Linked DNA regions of Homo sapiens: region 2 is linked to region 1. Evidence: read pairs that join two places in POLR2A ChIA-PET (ENCODE). Cell type or tissue: HepG2. All regions are shown on one strand. Links, peaks and the distances in the headings refer to the core of each region. The heading gives the core; the rest is flanking DNA.

Region 1 (10,247 bases), core at 2,541-6,540:
CCAGCTAGAACCCCTCCGCCTTTTTTTTTTAAAGAATTTTATCTCTGGCAATACAGGTTGAACTTTGCTGCAGAATTCCCTAACCACTAAAACAAGAGGATCTCTTCATGGACTCTGTTAGCTGAGAGGGCTGGAAGCTGCCCATTTTTGATGACCCCTCAGACTCCCGTCTTCCTCCAGAAGCAGAAGTGGGAGCAGATGTGGGGGAGGGGTCCCATTGAGTAGAGGGCATCCTAATTCTGTTCTTCGCACTGTCCCAGGAGGTTTGGAGGGCTCCTGCTTCCTTCTCCCCATGTGGCCTAGGCTCCCCTTACACCTACCATAGTCATCTGAGGGCTCAGGGTCTTTGTCCCCTGACAGTGAGTATAAAGCTTTAGCCTACCTCTGAAGGGGTCACTTTCTTAGAGAAAACAGACTGGGGCCTCTGTCTTTGCACATAATGGGTGCCTAATACTTGTTAGTTAAACAAACACTGCCCTATTGCTCCCTGCTCCCAGAGGGCTTGGCTAAAGCAGCTTGGGACACCCCTGCCCCTTCTGTCTTCTCCTAAGCCAGCCCATCTGGTCCTAGGCTGCTTCCTCTTTCCTGGGAAAAGGCCCCAGGCTTCCCTGGCAGGGACAGAATAGGGTTCCGGTGAGTCAGGGCAACGGGAAGCCACAGCTCTTAGATCCCTGGAAGCCAAGCAAGACATGGAATGGAGAGCAGAGCGGAGGCCCTCAGGGCTTTGGCCCTAAGCCTGGAGGGCCAGAGGGGGGTGGGGTGGGGGAGCAGCTGCGTGGGCAGGGGCCAAGATGAATGAGCTACTCCTGGAGCGGTCACTGGAAATAGAAGGAGTGGCCACAGGCAGTGACGCTGGGACCAGGGCAGGAGGCCTGTAAACAAGGAAGCCACCTGGGGGAGACGCAGGGCGGCCACTGGTCCTGGGGAGCAGGTGCTTCCTGAGGCCCGCCCTGGAGAGGGCCCTGGGGGCCGCCCCGCCGAGTCTGCAGTGGGCACTAGGGGGCGCCGTCTACCGGCTTCCCGAGCCCACCGCTCCCTACCCTGGCTCCTGGGGGTGTGGCCGCCGGAGGGTGTGCCGGCCCAGAGTCCCAGGCCCTGCCTGCCCGGCCTCTCCCTCCCTTCTCCTGTCACCGCGGCCGACTGGCCAAGGGCACCAGCCCTGGAGAGGGCACAGGGCTCAGCGTGGCCAGCTCGGATGTGAGCTCATTCCCCCGAGACCACCAGTTCTAGTTCCTGCCCCTCCCCCAAAGGCTCGGGTCGCAGGCTGGTGCCTGGCACCCACCCCAAAGGTTGGGAGGGGGCTCGAGGCCATCAGGCTCCAGGCCGCACTTGGCGCTGCCCCCTGGCGCCAGGGAAACAAAGGTTAGGGGCCCAGAGGGAGTTATCTGGCCCCACCGCCACCGGGTGGGGGAAGGGGACCAAGAGGGGGCGCAGTTCCCCTCCACTCCCCCAGCCCTACTGATTCTTCGAGACACTTTCACAGGCGGAAATTCCCAGAGGTCAGAGGAGGGAAACGGTTAATTCCTTTTATTCAATGGGTCCCCCCTACACGCCTCCCCCCAACTTCCTCCCTCCACTTCCCGCCCCCCCCTGTGTGAACAGGAAGTGGAGAGGAAAAGGCTCTGAGCGGAGCAGCTGGGAGCAGGAGGCAGGGAGTGGGCGGCGGGCTTGGTGCCAGCCCTGCCCCTCATGCTTACTTGCCGGAGGGCCAGGCCAACCGCGGCCTGGGAAAGAACCTGCAGCCCCGCTGGCGAGTGGCAGTTGAACCGGGAAACAGCAAACTCCATGCCCTCTTTCCTTAACCTGCTCCCAGGTTACAGGCTGCTGTCCTCAGGGTGCCAGACATCTTCTGCTCAAGAGCCAGCTGCCCTGGCCACCACAGCCCCACCTCCACCACCAGGCTGGGCATCCCGAGGCTGGCAGGCATCTCTTCAGGCAGCCGCCAGTCCTGGCACTGGCTCCCCCACTCAGCCCCTTGGCCCTGCCAGCCCTTTGAAGCTCATGCAGCGCTTCCTGTTTGGGGCGGGCGATGCCAGGGCCCCTCCCCCACCATTGTTCTGGAGAGACCATAGGTCCATCTGTTGCCCCATGGTGGGGCCCCTAGGCAGTGCCACACGGGAGCAGCACCACAAAGGACGCTGCTGGCAGCTTTGCTTATGTGGGGTGAGGCTGGGCCCTGCAGCAGGTTGAGGGTGAATGGTGGTCAGAGGCAGGCCTGGGGCGGGCACTGGGATAGGAGGATGCTAGAAAGTTCTGGTGCTTGGGCAGCTGGAGCCCTCAGCTTTCTCCTCCACCTGGAGCATGGAGATGATATTCAGGGAGCCATACGTGCTGAAGCCACCAGGAGAGGGCCACCATTCTCATGCCTGGATTCCCAAAAGGAAAACTGAGGCAGAGGGGCAAACTTTGGTCCAGGATGGCCAATAAAAGGGTCACAAAATAGGGTTGTCATTTCAAGGGGATTGGCCCCACTCTCTGAATGCCCAGTAATTGGGTGCTTTCCTCTCCCTGAGCAGCTTTACCGTGGCTCAGCTTTCACCTTGAACCAGCCCTTACTGAGCAGTCAGAAACCATACCGTGAGGTCAGGAGAGGCTGCGCGGCCTTAGTTTGGTGGCCAGCAACCCATGTCCACTGAGAATAAGCTTGGGCAGAGAAAAGGGAAAGGGGCACTGGTCTGGCCCCCCGGAAGGTGGCTGCTGCTTCTGGTTCCCAGGCTGCTGTGGCCAAAGGTCTGTTTGTGTTTGCCAGGTGCAGAGGCAGGTGGCTGCAGCTCACCTTCCCTCCATGGCATGATCTCCCAGCTCTGACCCTTGACCTGTTCCCTCGCGGCATCTCCACAGGGCTAGAAGGTGAACCCTACTTCCTTTACCAGGTCCTCTGGTTTCTCTTCCCAGGCCAGGACCTAAACCGTTCACAACTCCCAGCAGGCCAGAGCTGCAGAGACCTCAGATAGAGACTATAAAGTGCTGTGGAAGCCTTGTTCAAATAAAAACATTCATGAATGTCCAGTACTTGAAATTGGTATGCTGAGATTCTCCGATGGAAACTGGGCTGGAGGGACCCACACTCCTGTTCACTCAGCCTGTTCTCCACTCCTATCTCAATGTCTCTCTCTCTGTTTTTTTTTTTTTTTTTTAATAGAAACAACACCTTGTTCTATTGCCTAGGCTGGAGTGCAGTGGCGCCATCATAGCTCACTGCAGCCTTTAATTCCTGATCTCAAGTGATCCTCCCACCCCAGGCTCCTGAGTAGCAAGGACTACAGACACCACACCTGGCTAATTTTTATTTCTATTTTTTGTAGTGACGGGGGTCTTGCTAGGTTGCCAAGGCTGGTCTTGAACTCCTGACTTCAAGCAGTCCTCCCACCTCAGCCTCCTAGGGTGTCCGGATTACAGGCATGAGCCACTGTGCCCGGCCCCCTATCACGATATCCATAAGATGCCAGGATGCCCAGGAACCGAGTTTGAAAGACATTGTGCTGCTGATCCCACCTCCTGACTTTACAGCTGCTGAATTGCAGAAGACAAATTGGTAGCTAACAGGAGGCTCCATCCTGGATCCTGCCCCTGTCCGTGAGATTCAGCCTTGATTAACTGTGTTCCCATGCTGGTCGTGAGCAGGGCACCATCCTAGGTCCTTCTTTATACTCATTTTCCATCTCCAGCCAAAATGGGTTGAACCGAGGAACAAGGACATAATCTGTAAAGAGCAAGTGCAAGTCTCTGCTCTGCCATTACCAGCATCAGGCTAATCAAGCCCTTGGAAACTCAATTTCTTCTCCTGTAAAATGTGAATAACTGTTACAGACCTGGAAAGGCTCTTGTGAGGCTGAAATGAGAGCGGTGCCGCCCATCTGTCAAGGTAGCCCAGGGCCTGGCGCCCAAGCAGCCCTGGGCACTTGCCCCTCTTCCCTTTTACTCTGCACCTCCTTTCTGTAGGCGTAGGACCCTGAGACCTGTCCCAGCTCATCCCTCACAAGGCCCTCTGACTTCTTCAGATATCAGAGTGGAATTGGAAGAAAGAAGCTTGCTTGAGTAGGTTTTTCTGGTTTCTTGAACAATGGCGATTCTAAGGAAAAGAGGTTCAGGATGAGAATGAGAGGAAGCCCACAGGCATGTAGAATATGGCCACAGGTGGGACAAGAGTGCTTCCTTGGGATGGGGGTCCTGGTTCCCTGAAGGAAAGGAGACAGGGCACTACTCCAGCTCCAGGAGTCTCATAGGACAGGCCAAGAGGGCTGGGCAGACACCATGCTGGCCGCTGATCAGGCATGACTCCTCTGCCAGCCTGCCCTCGCAGGCCAGCCCAGAACTTGCACAACAGTCGGCCTGGCTGGCACTCTCCCGGGAGCTTCAGGAAGTCCCCCTTGTCCTCCCCTTGACCTTTGACCCCTTGGGCCTGCTGCCGACCAGAATACCAGGCAGATGTTCTCTCTTTTACCTTTTGTTCCTGGTCTTTCCCTCTAAGGCTGGAACTCAGAGATACCCCAAACCCCCAGCTTCCAGCTCATCCTTCCCCATGCTCTCAGTGCGGACCAGCTGGAGCCTCCACTGGGCCGCTCTCCATGTGAGCCAGTGTGGATCCTTGGCCACAGCCGGCAGGACGCTTGCAAGTGCCCCGACTCCAGACATCCTCCCAGGTGTCCTTCCCGACTAGCTCCCTGTCCCAGGCCCCAGCAGGTGAAGCAGGAACAGCAGACAGAGCCTCCTTCCCTCCCCGGCATCCTCTGAACAGTCAAAGTTGGAAGAACCCTAGATATTGTTCCACATTAAACTATGCACGCCTCGTGGCACTCAGTTTCACAATCAAATAACTCCCTCTGGTTTTCTAGTGGAATTTCTGCTTTTATTTTATAGGGTTTCTTGGCTTCTTTTTTTTTTTTTAAGCAATCAGTCTAAATTTGTCATCACACATCCCCCATTTCCGCCCCTAAGGGCCTCCTTTTCATCCCCTGGAATCTGGAAACCATATGTGTGGGCAGAAACCCCCCAGCATCCCCCACTGCACCCTGGCCCAGCCTGGCCTCCGCAGGGATAACCGTGTTAGCTGGGGAAGAGTCTACACTCCACACTGGGGCTAGAAAGGGAGTTTCTCTTTGGACCTTCCCAGCTGAAGCCATGGAGAAGCCGTGTGGTCTAGTGGTTAGGGCTAGAACAGATGGGTTCTGTTCCCGGCAATCTCTTTGACTAACACCAGAAGCCTGGGAAAGTCCCCTTAACACCTAAGGGACTCAGTTTCCCCACCATCTGAGGGGCTCAGAGTTTCACCAGCTAGCTCATCTCCTACCCGCCTTGGTGGAAAGAGTTTTTGATCTGGAATTTCTGCTATGTCACTTACAAGCTGTTTGACCTTGACAAATTGCTTAACCTTTCTGAACCTCAATTTCCTCATCTATAAATTAGAGACTATTATCGTACCTACCACCTGGCTATTGTTGGGATTAAATAAGAAAACATATTCTCAAGGGCCTCGCACCAGACGTACTGTGAGAACTCAAGAAGCAGGCGTTGTGATTGTTAATAATAAGTAGAAAGGCACAAAGAGGTGGGAGTGTGTTCTTAGCGAGTCTGCCCCGGGCCAGACCTGTCTGCCCCTGCCTCTCCTGCTCCGGCTGACTTGTCCCAACCTTCCCTGGGCCTCCTCTGCTCTGGAAGGCAAGGATGCGTTACCAGTCATTGTGGATCAAGGCTGAGGCCTGTCTGCTCGTCCCTGTCTCCATGACGACCCCAGCCCCTCCCCTCCTTCCTTCCTCAAGAGCTTTCTGTTTACTGTAAACAGCTGCCCCAGCTCAGCCCTAGCTGATCCCCCCCACACCCAGGGCCAGCCAGACCCTCTTTGAACCCGGCCTGGACTGGTGTGAAGGTCTGCTCACTGCTTCTCGGGCTCCACAAGGCCTCAAACAAACTCTGTGTTTCCACCTTGCCTGGCCGGGAGGGGAGAGGAGGAGGGGAGGGAACTGTTACCTCAGACCAGGGCAGCCAGGGCCTCAGAGACAAGGAACAGATGGGGCGTAATGGAGGAGGACCACACCAAGAGAGTTGGGTGGAGACATCTCTGGCTTGGCCTTAGACTGACCGGGTTCAAATCCTGGCCTAGATTTGCTCACCGCATGACCTCAGGCTGGTCACTTAACTTCTCTAAGCTTCATTCAATTTATCGATTTATAAAATGGAGATAATAATACCTCCCTCAGAGGGTTGGCTGCTGGGCAGATTGGTAATAATGCATGTAAAACCCCTGGCTCAGGTCTTGACACATTGCTAGCCTACAATGGTGGTGGCTGGACTATTATTTCACTTTTCAGGTCCTCTCCTTCTGCTCAGCAACCTTGCATAAATTCCTGCCTGTTCCTTGACCTGGCATGTCTCAATCACACAGGCCTGCACATACATGTGTACTCAGCAAACATATGAGCTGGGTAATGAAATGAAAATTCACAAGCGTATCTGAGGCACAGGAGACTCAATAAGAGCAGAGGAAAAGTCTGTTTCCTAAGCCCTTCCACAGGCCTGAGCTGGGACGTCCATGTGTGCCACCATCACCAGGGCACTATGGCTTCCTCCCTCTTCCTCCATTTGGCCTCCAGGATTGCACCCACCCTCCCTGCCCAGCGGAGCGCAGTGCAGGGATAGAGGGAATGCTGTATGGGATAGCTCCCCTTTCCTGTGGGCCAAGCTTTCAGGGCAAGATGGTCTGGGATGTGGGGCTTCTGGCTCCCAGCTCCTGATGGGTCCAACTTGGCTCCCTTGACTCTCCAGCATCCTTGGAAGTGCTGGCTAATTAATGCTGCCTTGTGAGATGAGATTTAGACCTGCCATTTCGCTTACCACCAGGCCCGCCCAGCAGCCCTGGGGCAGAACCTGGGGTTAAGCAGGGGCATTCATCAATTTGAGTCATTCCCCACAAGCCCATGAGTAAGTATGGTGCTGGATTTCCAGACCCCTGTCCCCTCCCTGAGATGCCTGTTGGGGTCTTCCAGGGCTGGGTCTCTGTTGGTTGCAGGTACAGCCCTGGGGTTCTCTTGAGCAGGGCGTGGCAGCTGCAGGCTTTCAGGCCTAGCTAACTCCACTGCCCCCACATGCTCTTGCCCACAACCAGGTCTAACTCCAGCGTTTGTGTGCTCACCCCAGCCTGGCTGCATGAGAAAGGAGAGGAGCCCCCAGTACTGAAGTCAGCCCCACGGGTTGGGCTGGAAATCCCCCACTTCTTACCTTGGCTGCTTGAGGAAACAGCCTCCCGGCAGAGGGCCGCCTCCCGCCAGGGACTTTTCTCCTGGGGATGACATGGAATGCAGGGCAGCTACAAGGACCCTAGCCTCACTGAGCCACACATCAGCCAGCCTGAGGGGCAGGGGAGTGTGTCGGTCACCCAGGACCACTCTCTCCCTTGCAGGGAGCTTGGCAGCTAGGGTCCTAGAACCCCTGAGACTTACGCAGGCCTAAAGGGGGAACAGGGAGAAGGAGGCCGTGGGGACCAGTGGTGGCCAGGAATATCCAGACTGCTGCGTGGTCCTGTACCTGGAGCGCACCAGCCCCTCCTCCACACTCCCTTCCCCTACCCCAGCACCCAGCCTGAAACTGGCTTCCAATAGGATGTAAAGCCCTCACTGATCTTCCAGGATGGTGGTCTCCAGACTTTTTTTTTTTTTTTAAACAGATGGGGGTCTCACTATGTTGCCCAGGCTGGTCTTGAACTTGGGGCCTCAAGAGATTCTCCTGCCTTGGCCTCCCAAATTGCTGAGATTACAGGCGCGAGCCACTGTGTCTGGCCTCCCAAACTTTTTTGATTGTGAATATTTATGCATAGATTATACACTACAGTCAAAACACATATTAAATATTATTTATTTTAAAACATTATTTATTATTAAATATTTTATTTATTTATATATTTTTTGGAGATGGAATTTTGCTCTTGTTGCCCAGGCTGGAGTGCAGTGGGGCAGTCTCAGCTCACTGCAACCTCCGCCTCCCAGGTTCAAGCGTTTCTCCTGCCTCAGCCTCCCGAGTAGCTGAGATTACAGGCGCCCGCCACCACACCCAGCTAATTTTTTGTATTTTTAGTAGAGACTGGGTTTCACCATGTTGGCCAGGCTGGGCAGGCTGGTCTCAAACTTCTGAACTCAGGTGTTCCACCTGCCTCAGCCTCCCAAATTGTTTTTTAATTAAAAAATAAATCAAAATAGAAATCATATTTCCTCCCATCCCCCCAACAAATGCCTCACTGGCCCCATATAGGCCACTGTGGAGCCCACTGTGTAGATAGAGGAAGGCAGGAGAGCCTCTCGGAGCAGACCATCACCCTACAAGAGGATCCAGGGCCTGAGGGGGCAAATGATTTTCTTAATCCATTGCCAACCACAATCGAGTAACCCACATCTGAAGCCGTTCTATTTGTTGTTGTTAACTTGAAAAGAAACTTGGTCATCTTAGGCAAGGCCCTGTTGCTGTGGTGGTTGTGCTGCCAGTTCCTACCCCAAAGGCCCAGGCAGCCTGTCCCATCCTAGGACCGCAGCACCCAACGTAGAAAGTGAGAGTTTATCGAGGAAGAACACCCAGCCTGTGTGTGTGTGTGTGAGTGTGTGTGCGTGTGTGTGTGACTGTGAGTGTGCGACTGTGTGTGCGACTGTGTGTGTGTGACTGTGTGTGACTGTGTGTGTGTGTGCGCGACTGTGTGAGTGTGACTGTGTGTGAGTGTACGACTGTGTGTGACTGCGTGAGTGTGTGTGTGTGACTGTGAGTGTGTGTGACTGTGTGAGTGTGTGTGCGACTGTGAGTGTGTGACTGTGTGTGACTGAGTGTGACTGTGTGTGTGTGTGAGAGTGTGTGTGAGAGAGAGTGTGTGTGTGCACATGTGTATGTGTGCATGCACGTGCTGGCCCAGAGTGTGTCATTCTAACAGAACCTGCCCGGTGATGGCCTCTGCTTTCTGGTCTGCTCGTCTTGGAGGCCCCACTTGTGTCACATAGGTACTGAGACACCTGCATTAACCCTTCTGACGGAGTCATAAGAACCCCTGACATTGAATTAGAATCTTTCTCTCGTCTACATCCTCACCACATGGCTGTTTAGGTAGGTGAGGCAGGCATCAATTTGTCCATGGTGGCGGGCAGGGGGCGCCCACGGCACAGAGAGGTTTGGGGAATTGCCCAAAGTCACACCATCTAGTGGAGCTGGGTCTCGCGTGTGCTCCCACCCTTCCTAGGTGTCTTTACTCATGTTCTGCCATCCTGGTCCCACAGGGCTGCTTGACCGTTCAGAATTCTGGCCTGGGAAGAATCAGTTCCCAAGGGCCATGGGACCTCTCTCCTGCAGCTGGGGGGCAGCCTGCCCTTCCTGCCCCACTAGAGAGAAGGCAAGCCCAGGACCCTCTCCCTATCCTTGGACATGTGGGCCCGTGGATAACAATCTTCGCAGGAGCAGGGTCCCTGACGGTAGAGGAGAGAGGCCTGACTTTCCTGCCAAGGCCAGAGTTGCCCCTGGCTCCAGCTCGCCTGGCTGGATCTGGGTCCAGGGCTTCCTCCTTCATTCAAAAGCTCGGCCCTCTGAGGGTGGCAGTGGGGGAGGGGGAAGGGCTCAACCTCCAGCCCCCTCCCCCCATCACTGACAGCTGTAATCTGCTTGGGAAAATCTCTTTTTTTTTTTTTTTCTGCACAGGAAAAAATATTAGTTGTCCCGATAACAAGGAAAACAAAATCTAGCGCAGGGCATCAGAGACTTCCTGAGGCGGGAAACAATGTCCAGTGGAGAGATCAGTGGAGACGGCCCAAGCTGGGAGGCTGAGGGGGAGCTGAGAGAGGACTCTGGTCCAGTCCTATCCGGCCAGGGGGGAAGGGGATGACAGATCGAGGAACTTGGAAAAAAGATTTCCCCCCAAAACCTTGAAGTCTGGGCTGTTGAGCTATATCCGGGAAATGATTCAGGACCAGAGCACGTCCCTGCCTGGGGCCAGGCCCCATTGGCTCAGGTGCTCCGGGTCTACCTTTTTTCCCTCCCAGTCCCCTGCCTGCTCTCCCAGGTGCTACCCCAGGCCTGGGGGCCTGGAGAGTGAGACAGTAGGGTCCCTTCGGAGGTGGTGGATGAGGCCACGGGTGCCCCATAGGCAACCCCCGCCCCCTGCCCCTGGGGCATCTTGCCTTATCTGCCCACAGCTGCTTCCCTGAGGAACTTTCCACTAAGGGAGGGGGGTCAAGAAGAGGAGGACCTCTCCAAAGGCCCAGAGACTCTGGTCCCCTCCACCTCTA
Region 2 (4,000 bases), core at 1-4,000, 160 kb after region 1:
AAAAAAAGGTAGAAAAAGAGTGCAGTGTGGGGCTGTGTTCCAATACGTATGACTTTCAACTTTGTATGTCACATTCTATGAAAGTTTATTTTTTTATCAATAATTTTAAAAAGTAAAAACTATTCTTAGTTTACAGCCATTCAAAAACAGGTAGCAGGCCAGGCTCGGTGATTCACGCCTGTAATCCTAGCACCTTGGGAGGCAGAGGAGGGCAGATCACCTGAGGTCAGGAGTTCAAGACCAGCCTGGCTAACATGGTGAAACTCCGTCTCTACCAAAAATACAAAAATTAGCTGGGTGTGGTGGTACACCCCTGTAGTCCCAGCTACTCGGGAGGCTGAGGCAAAATTGCTTGAACCTGGGAGGCGGAGGTTGCAGCGAGCCAAGATCACGCCACTGCACTCCAGCCTGGGCGACAGAGCAAGACTCTGTGTCATAAAACAAAAAACAAAAAACAAAAAAAACAGGTGGAAGATTCCTTAATAAGTAGAATTACCATATGACCTAGCAATTCTACTCATAGGTACATACCCAAAAGAAGTGAAAACAGTAAAAGTGTTCAAACAAAAACTTGCACAGGAATGTTCATAGCAGTACTACTCACAACAGCCAAAAGGTGGAAACAACCCAAATATTCATCAACAGATGAATGGATGAACAAAATGTGATATATATATACACAATGGAATATTACTCAGCCATATAAAGGAATAAAGCACTGACACATGCTATAATATGGATGAAGCTTGAAAACTTTATACTCAGTAAAAGAAGCCAGACAGAAACAGCATTCACAAAGTGTTCAGAATAAGCAAATCCAGCCACAGCAGTCAAATTTGTGGTTGCCAGAGGCTACAGCACAAGGTGAATAGAACGTGATTGCTTAGTGGGTAAAGGCCTTCTGTTTGGGCTGATGAAAAAGTTATGAAACTAGACAGCAGTGATGGTTACACAAGATTGTGAATGCACCTAATGCTACTACATTGTACTTTTTTTTTTTTTTTTTTTTTGAGACAGAGTTGTGCTCTTGTTGCCCAGGCACAATCTCGGCTCACCACAACCTCTGCCTCCTGGGTTCAAGCGATTCTCCTGCCTCAGCCTCCCGAGTAGCTGGGATTACAGGCATGTGCCACCATGCCCAGCTAATTTTGTATTTTTAGTAGAGATGGGGTTTCTCCACATTGGTTAGGCTGGTTTAGAACTCCCGACCTCAGGTGACCCCCCTGCCTCAGCCTTCCGAAGTGCTGGGATTACAGGCGTGAGCCACCGCACCCGGCCCATTTTTTTATAAGCTTGGTCTGCAGGCATGCACTACCATATCCAACTAACTTTTAAATTTTTTGTAGAGACAAGGTCTACGTTGGCAAGGCTGTTCTTGAACTTCTGGACTCAAGTGATCTTCCCACCTTGGCCTCCCAAAGTACTGGGATTACAGGCATGACCCACCAGGCCCAGCCCATTTTTAAATAGTTAAAATGGTAAATACTATGTTCTATGTATTTTGTCACAATAAAAAATATATTGGGGCACTAGGAAAAAAAAAATCAAGCCAACTGCAGTGGCTCGTGCCTATAATCCCAGCACTTTAAGAGGCCAAGGTGGGATGATTGTGTGAGGCCAGGAGTTAGAGACCAGCCTTGGCAACATAGCAAGACGGCACCATAAAATTAAAAAAAAAAAATTAGCAGGGTGTGGCGCTGCATGCCGGTAGTCCTAGCTACTTGGGAGGCTGATGTGGGAGAATGGCTTGAGGTGGAGTTCAGGGCTGCGGTGAGCTATGATCACGTCTCAGCACTCCACCTTGGGAGACAGAAGGAGAAAATGTCTCTAAGAAAAAAAAAAAAAGCAAAAAAAAAAAAAAAAATCAAAAGAGGTGGCAACACCCACAGGGTATATAATCCTAAATTAGGATATCGAAAGAAAGTTCAACATGCAAATGATAGCTCTGTTTCAGGCATACTTATAAAGTCAAAGGAAAGGCATCAATGACATTAGTAATATCACATTGCCATCTATCAGCAGTGGAAGAGCTACTGAAAACTTAAGTGGTTTGGTGAAAAAATTTTAAGACCTTTTATTTTTCTTTTTTCTTTTTGAGACGGATTCTCACTCTGTCGCCCAGGCTGGAGTGCAGTGGCATGATCTCGGCTCACTGCAAACTCTGCCCCCCGGGTTCAAGCAATTTTCCTGCCTCAGCCTCCCGAGTAGCTGGGATTACAGGCGCCCGCCATAACACCTGGCTGATTTTTGTATTTTTAGTAGAGACAGGGTTTCACCATCTTGGCCAGGCTGGTCTTAAACTCCTGACCTTGTGATCCACCCGCCTCACCTCCTAAAGTGCTGAGATTACAGGCATGAGCCACCATGCCCGGCCAAGATCTTTTATTTTTCAAGATCTGCATTGTTCAATATATACTGAACATCATATGAAAAAAAAAGCAGAAAAAGATGGTGATCACCATTCCACAAGACAAACAATTTAAGAGAAAATAGTCAACAAACTGCATTAGAATGATCTCATCATCATCTCAGCAAGATGAAAATGAGTCAGTCAAATTAAAAGCTATATATCCTAACACTCCTTATACAGTTTCTACATCTACAATTTAGCCACAAAATGGGACCACAGCCATAAAGCTGCCTCAAAGTGGGAAATCCCAGACAATTTCCTATTCCATACAAAGCATAAGCCAGAAAAATACCTGCCTCACATTTCTACCCTATCCCAAGCTCCAACTACAGGAAACCCATCACTATTACAGAGACCCAAAATCACAGAGATCATGTCAACATATTTTGATATATAATCTCCAAAATACTATCTTAACTGTGCAACTTCATTATCATATTCCTTTAGGGACAGAACACATATTTAACTCATTTTCAATTCTTTTAAATTGCAAACAATAAATCCTATTCATTCTTTCTTAAATTCCTCCAACTTTTCATAACTAAGCAGCTGTTTAAATCTAATCAATGTCTTGCCCAATGGATGCCAAATACTTCCCTGATCACCCCCTACTTCAACCTGAATTCTTTTCCTCTGAATTAATTAAATCGATGTTCACATTATCTACCTTAGACATTATAAGCTGGACTAAGACTAGAGATCAGACTTTAGAGTATTAAGAAAATGAACTGGCTGGGTTTGGTGGCTCGTGCCTGTAATCCCAGGACTCTGGGAGGCTGACGCAGAAGGATGACTAGAGGCCAGGAGTTCAAGACCAGCCTGGGCAACATAGTGAGACCTGCCTCTACTAAAAAAGCAAAATGGGCTGGATGGAGTGGCTCACACCTGTAATCTCAGCACTTCAGGAGGCTGACATGGGTGGATCACCTGAGGTCGGGAGTTCGAGACCAGCCTGACCAACATCGTCAGTAGAGAAACCCCGTCTCTACTAAAAATACAAAATTAGCCGGGCATGGTGGCACATGCCTGTAATCCCAGCTACTCGGGAGGCTGAGGCAGAAGAATCACTTCAACCCTGGAGGCAAAGGTTGCGGTGAGCAGAGTTTGCACCATTACACTCTAGCCTGGGTAACAAGAGTGAAACTCTGATTAAAAAAAAAAACAACAGCTGTGTGCGGTGGCTCATGCCTGTAATCCTTGCGTTTTCGGAGGCCCAGGCATGTGGATCACCTGAGGTCAAGAGTTTGAGACCAGCCTGGACAACATGGTGAAACCCTCTCTCTATTAAAAATACAAAACAATTAGCTGGGCATGGTGGCAGACACCTGTAATCCCAGTTACTCAGGAGGCTGAGGCAGGAGGATTGCTTGAACCTGGGAGATGGAGGTTGCAGTGAGCCGAGATTGTGCCACTGCACTCTAGCCTCGGCGACAGAGTGAGACTCCATCTCAAAACAAAAACAAAAACAAGACATGTATTAAAAAAAAGAAATGAATTATTTACAATAGATTTAAATGAAAAGAGAAATGCCGTAAATGATAGGATGTGTACTGATGGTATGATTTGTCAAAAATCTATGTTAAACCAAAT

What was found. Peaks named below come from ENCODE experiments on the same cell type or tissue, not always from the same donor. Only the 100,000 strongest peaks of a DNase experiment are listed, where the experiment ranks them.
Region 2: POLR2A ChIA-PET joins it to region 1 with 7 read pairs; 8 of 35 experiments call an interaction of 5 or more read pairs at or near these places.

Annotation. Positions count from the first base shown.
Region 1 is chr15:40,905,524-40,915,770 of GRCh38, forward strand. LOC105370943 (a long non-coding RNA gene) reads left to right here and starts at 1,286. Exons shown (of 2, transcript NR_135836.1): 1 at 1,286-1,362; 2 at 3,306-3,828. RefSeq lists enhancers at 648-942, 2,132-2,261, 9,774-10,247 and silencers at 648-942, 872-1,211, 1,862-1,921. In HepG2, for the core only: no CTCF peak of the experiment used is centred there; a DNase peak (open chromatin) is centred at 4,368; H3K4me3 peaks cover 1,421 bases.
Region 2 is chr15:41,065,000-41,068,999 of GRCh38, forward strand. All of the region lies in intron 14 of INO80 (INO80 complex ATPase subunit), which reads right to left. Among named protein-coding and RNA genes, the nearest start is that of INO80, 49 kb to the right of the region's middle. In HepG2, for the core only: no CTCF peak of the experiment used is centred there; no DNase peak of the experiment used is centred there.